Linked DNA regions of Homo sapiens: region 2 is linked to region 1. A link is a contact called in ENCODE Hi-C or POLR2A ChIA-PET data. All regions are on one chromosome and are shown on one strand. The core of a region is the stretch at or near the end of the contact, and the rest is flanking DNA. Distances in the headings are between cores, read along the strand shown. Region 1 overlaps PLEKHB1 (pleckstrin homology domain containing B1). Region 2 holds the start of MRPL48 (mitochondrial ribosomal protein L48).

The links. A loop is a pair of places that touch in the nucleus more often than their neighbours do. ChIA-PET counts read pairs that join two places held with the same protein, here RNA polymerase II (POLR2A). Pooled maps may share reads with other maps.
Region 2: a loop to region 1 is called in a pooled map, with 2.4 times the contacts of the local background. The contact joins the promoter of MRPL48 here to the enhancer-like site in region 1. A Hi-C loop is called at or near these places in 5 of 50 pooled maps. POLR2A ChIA-PET finds 5 or more read pairs at or near these places in 6 of 52 experiments (GM12878, HEK293T, K562 and 3 more).

The regions. Positions count from the first base shown.
Region 1 is chr11:73,659,702-73,662,798 of GRCh38, reverse strand. PLEKHB1 (pleckstrin homology domain containing B1) reads right to left here. Exons shown (of 8, transcript NM_021200.3): 7 at 1,947-2,046; 8 at 1-1,333. The coding sequence ends at 1,197. Among named protein-coding and RNA genes, the nearest start is that of PLEKHB1, 15 kb to the right of the region's middle. RefSeq lists enhancers at 831-1,673, 1,674-2,518 and a silencer at 1,597-1,768. Within about 2 kb of position 1,463, at least 5 of the 41 ENCODE cell types and tissues checked have a DNase peak (open chromatin) inside an H3K27ac peak, as active enhancers do.
Region 2 is chr11:73,786,476-73,789,696 of GRCh38, reverse strand. MRPL48 (mitochondrial ribosomal protein L48) reads right to left here and starts at 1,823. Exons shown (of 8, transcript NM_016055.6): 1 at 1,705-1,823. The coding sequence starts at 1,725. RefSeq lists enhancers at 1,610-1,689, 1,830-1,889.

The sequences.
Region 1 (3,097 bases), core at 214-2,713:
TCTTTATTAGTCTCGGCAGCAGAACTAATGGAGCCCCCATTTACAGGGGAGCTTTAGTGGGCTAGTCTGGCTACCAGGCAGGGATGTTAGCATTTCTATTGGTGATTGGGATAGAAAGGGGGAAGAGACTGGAAGGGAACCAAAGGGGGAGACTGGTGGACCACCTGAGGGCAGGCACAGATGGGGCTTCCTGGGCTGGTGTAGAGGTGGATCAGGCCCCAGAGGAGAACACTGCCATCTTATTCAGAATGAAGGATGAGACAAAGCCTGAGAGGGTGACAGTCACAGCTACAAAGAGAGGGCCGAGCTCCTGGTGTGAGAGGCATTTCTGGACGGAGGCAGCTTTCTAGGGCTGGAAGTCTCAAATAGAACTCACCTGTTCCCCAACCAGGGGTCCCCAGGTTCAGCTCAATTGTTATCATGGGTACCAGCCAGGAAGCTGTTTGTGGGAAGGATGGGACTTGACTCAGGAGTGTTTTAGGTATGGACATGTGTCAGTATTCACAAAACAGGCAATATATTCATTATAGATGCAATCATGAAACTTCCCTCCAGAGAAGGCTCACATCTCCCCTTTCACCTAGGAAGCTCCTTAGCTTGAAGGCCCACCACGGTCTGATCCCAGCCTCCACCCCAGCCCAAATGAACTCCCATTTAATTCCTTGGACATGCCATGACGTTCACGGCTCTGCATACTTGCCAATAACTGTTCTTCCAGCCTACCTGTCTTGCTCCCTGCCCCACCTGTCCTTGTCAAAGGACTGATAACTCTTCAGCTTTGTCAAGTCCTTGTTTACTCCTGTTCTCCCCACCAGGACTCGAGCTCCCTAAGGAGAGAGCAGAGAGCCCGATTCATGTTGTGTCTACAGCGCCTGGGGAACTCGAAGCCAAATGAAGTCGTATTTGCTGTGCCCTGTTGTGTTTAGAGGAAATGTATCCATAAATGTCTATAACAGATTTTGGGGGTGTCTAGTGGTAGATGTGAAGACTTCAAGCGATGTTTGTACCTGTGATGATAGCTTCTTCCCATGTGGGGATTAAGGGTAGGGAGTGGGGGGAATGGTCCAAACCCGGAAGGAGCTAATGGAGAGGATAGGGCCAAAGTGGGACAGGGCTTGGATGGTAGAGGATGGGGTCCAGGAGGAAGAGGAGTCTAGCAATCCAAGCGCAGGGGTCAGTGCTCCGAGTCCCAGGGCTCAGAACCAGCAGGGCGACCACATGAGCGAGCCCAGCGCCGCCCCAGTGGCGGCTCCCGCAAGCATGCCCATGGCCAGAGGGGCGCCGGCGCTGTAGCAGGGATCCTCCCGCACTATCACGTGCGTCACGCCAGGGCCTGCAGAGGGAGACAGCCCATGAGGATCAGCGACTTAGGAGGGAGTAGAGTGATCTTCGTACCCTTCCTGCATCACTCCAGCCCAACCCAGTGTAAGGCGCCGAACCCACTCTCCTGCTCCCCAGTCAAAGAACAGATCTAGACGCGGGAAGAGCTCCACCCTACGGCTCCCAGGCCTTGGATCGGCTACGGATGTCCCGGAACCTACGGGTCCGCTACGGCAGGCTAGGGCGGAGCAGCGAGGAAACCCTGAGATCGCTAAGCACAACCACCAGGCGCCTAACGATGGGCATTCCCAACCGCCAGGCCCCAGAGCGGGGAGGAGGCAGCATTCCCGCAGTAGCCACCAGGGGCCGCTACCGGCTCAGGAATGGGTATTGCCGACCGCAGGGCTGAGGAGCCATCCCAGAAGGGTGAGGTCAGCTCGAGACGAACGCTGGTTCCAGAGCTCTCCCAGTCTCAGGATGGAGAGGGGCTTGCGGAGAGTTCTGCCTGGGAAAATCCGTGCACGCTAAAAGGATGAAGCCTGGTCCGGACTTACGGACCGTGGGCTGGGCCTGGCGCTGAATCGGTGCTGGATCGAGGCAAGCCCCGGGGCACGCTGGAGACTTACCTGCGTAGGGCGGTCCGTAGTAGCTGCGGACATACGTGGCCTCGTGTGCATTGGGGGGCACCACCTCGTAGTAGTCTTGGTACGGGCTGTAGACGCGCACCTGGGGAATCCAACCATGTCAGGTGCCCAGGAACTCCCTGGCCCGGATTTGGTCCCCTACCCCCACGCCTGGCACAGGCCTCTCTGGGATCCATGGAGCCACCTCCCCAAGTTTAGAAATGGGCCTCCAGCCACTAGCAAGCTCTTGGAGAAAGGCCCTGCCCTCCCCACAAGGTCCACGGTCCTCTAAAACTTCTGCCCTACATCCAGCTCCCAGTGACACCCATTCTCCAACTCTGGCCTCCCACCTAGCTCAAAAAATTCTCTATGGCTCCCAATTTCTCCTTATAGGTAGTCTAATATTTGCTAGCAGCTCTACAATAATGCCACTTGAAAGACCCAGCTCTACTAGTCACAAGGAGGGGAACATGGCCAAGCCCCAGGCCCAGGAAATAAACAGGGGTTGGGGAGGAAGGAAGGGAAAGGAAGGATAGGGATGAGAAGTAACTAAAATACAGTTATGCGTCTTTTAAACAACAGGGATACAGTCTGAGAAATGCGTCCTTAGGCAATTTTAGTTATGTGAATATCATAGAGTGTACTTACAAACAAACCTAGGTGGCACACACCTAGAGTATATGGTATATCCTATTGCTCCAAGCCAACAAACCTGTTCAGCAGGCTACTGCCCTGAATACTGTAGGCAATTGTAACACAATGGTATTTGTTATCTAACTAATCATATATAAATGTAGAAAATGTAATGCATTGCCCTACGACATTATCATGGCTACAACATCACTAGGTGATAGGAAATTTTCAGCTCCATTATAATCTTATGGAACCACCTTTGTATATGTGGTCCATCATTGACCCAAAATTGTTAGGCTGCACTAGGCTGTAACGATTATTGAGCACCTACTATGTACCAGGTCCTGAAGGAAGTGATCACGTGTGTTACACCACCTCTAATCCTTAAAGCAGGTATTAGCTCCACATGACCATAGGGTTGGGGACTGAGGCTCAGAGAATGGTCAGTGTTCTCTCTGGAATGCATTCCCTGCCCTCCCCTCTCTCCCATTAGATTTCTGCCAACCCTTCAAAGCCTAGCT
Region 2 (3,221 bases), core at 574-3,073, 130 kb before region 1:
CTTACAAAATATTCCTGTTTACATTATTCCCTATAGTCTCTACAATTCCATGTGGTGGGCATCATCTGCATTTTACAGATAGGAAACAGAAGCAGTAAAGTTAAATAACTTGCCCAAGGTCATAACAAGAGACAGAACTGTCTGACAAATCCCATGACCTTCCTTATAAATGTAAAGTATTAACTAACACTTTGAGACAGACTTACATTTGGCAAATAATGACGAGGTTAGCTGACTAAAGCAACTAAGGAGTCGGGAAGAGAACAGTGGCATCAGACGTCGAGAGGCCTTATATACCCATGTCAGATGCTGGCCTTAATGACAGATTTCCATGGGCTCTTTTCCAGGAGTTCCAGACCAGCCTGAGCAATATGGTGAAACATGGAGAACCGAATGGTTGGAAATAGTATTCCTTGAAAAATAATCCCTCCCTTTTAGCCCTTCTTGGAACCAAGGCAAATCAAGGAGTGTAGTCACCAGTGTGACCATCTTTAACAATGGAATTTTGAAACTTTCTGATTTTTTTTTCTATTATCTTGGCACCATATTTGGCCAAATTCTTACAAACTGGCTAAGGTGAACAAGTGAATTGTTTCATAAAGGATGAAGTGAGGCGTGGGCCCTCACACATTCAAGGGCAGCCCCAAGGTAACCACAGGTAGACCCATGAGCTGCAACGACCATGCTGACCTATGAATCATGGAAATATAGTTGCCACAATTAATGCCTAAAACAAAATTTTAATATAAATTGCTAAAATGAGTCATTAATCTAAGCAGCATGATACAATTGAAAGAGCACAAATGAAATCTGTTAAATCTGTTAAGGGAACGGGAGAAAGCCCAGGAACACATTTATAGTGGTTCATACGGTTTTATGACAGTCACTTAAATAAGGTTTTGGAAACGAAAATGTTGTTAATTATTGCAGGGCGCGGTGGCTCATGCCTGTAATCCCGGCACTTTGGGAGGCCGAGGCGGGCAGATCACGTGGTCAGGAATTCGAGACCAGCCTGGCCAACACAGTGAAACCCCGTCTCTACTAAAAATACAAAAATTAGCCCGGCATGGTGTCCCGCGCCTGTAGTCCCAGCTACTGAGGAGGCTGAGGCAGGAGAATCGCTTGAACCCGGAAGGCGAAGGTTGTGGTGAGCCGGGATCGCACCACTGCACTCCAGCCTGGGCAACAGAGCGAAATCCGTCAAAAAAAAAAAAAAAAAAAAAAGAAAGAAAAGAACAAAAACCTAGTTTATTACTGCTGTTTCCTTATTACCAGGTAGCTTCACATCCTCATCAGTTCAGCAAGTCAAAACTGCATTCTTAGAAAAAATTCTGGAAGTTGATAACTGAATGCAAATATAAAATGACCTGCCCAAGGTCACACAGTTAATCGGGACCGTATCCTGGTGTCGTGATTCCCATCGCAGAGCTCTCCCTTTTCCAGAAACTGGGTGGAGAGAGTGGCATGTGGTGTGGGCGTGGCACGGGTCGGCTCGGCAGAGTTCGCCCCGGGTGGAAAGGAATCTGCTCAGCCCCTTCAACGCCAGGCAGCCGCATGTGCTGCTGGGAAGGACCTTGGGCGCCCCAGTGTCTCATCCCCGGATGTCCGCGCGCCGCCACCTCCCCGCTCTGCACCCTCCGCCATCTCCCCTCTCTGCACCGTCCGCCATCTCCCCGCGCCCCGCGTGCGTGGAATCTACGTTACCTTTTCCAAGGTTCCGCTCATCCTTTGCTGCTGCGCGGCCTCTAGCTGTGCAAACCGAAGACCGGACCCTGCAGCCGCGTTCCCAGGGCGTCTGAAAACACTGAAGGAACGGCCTTGACCAGGTGCAGCAGCAATATCCCACCGAGACTCACTCAACTTCCACATCATTTTAGTTCCGGAAGCTTCTGAAATTCAGAGTCTAGAAATTCTCCTGCTTTCCACCCTCACTCAGGTTGTCACATTCACTGCTGTTTCTCCAGAAAGAATTAATTACCATCTCTGTGTTACCCCAGTACTTAGCACACAATTCTAATTTTTCGCTTACAATATTATACACTAATGATTTGTTACCACCTCTTCTCTGTATTTGAAAGTTCTTAAAAGACTGAGATCCTGTCTGATTAATTCCTTTCAGCGTCTAGCACAGATCTGACTTTTTTGTTTGTTTGAGACGGAGTCTCGCTCTGTTGCGCAGGCTGGAGTGTAGTGGCACGATCTCAGCTCACTGCCACCTCCGCCTCTCGGGTTCAAGCAATTCTGTCTCCAAGTAGCTGGGATTACAGGTGCCCGCCACCACGCCCGCCTAATTTTTATATTTTTACTAGAGATGAGGTTTCTCCATGTTTGTCAGGCTGGTCTTGAACTCCCGACCTCAGGTGATCCGCCCGCCTCGGCCTCCTAAAGTGCTGGGATTACAAGCGTGAGCCACCAGGCCCAGCCAATCATCTCTTAAATTGAGTTTAGAAGTCAGATTTCCACGTCCTGTGCTAGATGCTGGAATAAATTAGTCAGGATCTCAGTCCTTGAGGAACTCAATCAAAATAATAGCAAAAAATAATTAGTATCTAGTAACAAATAATTAGTATCTAGTATGGTAAGTGAAATACCAGAATTGTGTGCAAAGTACTGAGGTAACACAGATACGACAATTAATTATGCTTGGAAATATAATGGACCAGGCATACCTCCTCCAGTACAGTGATTGATTATTGCCTAATAAATGCTATTGGGGTTTTAGAAGTGAAATTTTAAATAAGAAAAAAAAAATCAATCAAATGCTAGTATGTGCCAGGTCGGTTCTTTATGGGTGTATGGGTTCATTTAGTCTTTCCAATAACCCTATGAGGCTGAGGATCATTATACCCATTTCACAGATGAGGAACAGAGACAGGAAGAAGGTACCTAGTTAACATAATGTTATATAAGTGGTGAGCTGTTTCATTTCCGTGCCTGTGCTTCATCTATTTTATGGGACTGTGACTATAGGTTTGCAAAAGGGCAGGTTGGCAGCCAGAGAGTTTCTTTCCTTGTCTAGTCCAGGTAAATACAATCTAATAAGATACATGGCCGGGTGCGGTGGCTCATGCCTGTAATCCCAGCACTTTGGGAGGCCAAGGCAGGCGGATCACAAGGTCGGGAGTTTGAGACCAGCCTGACCAAAACTGTGAAACTCCGTCTCTACTAAAAATACAAAAATTAGCTGGGCGTAGTGGTGCATGCCTGTAATCCCAGCTACT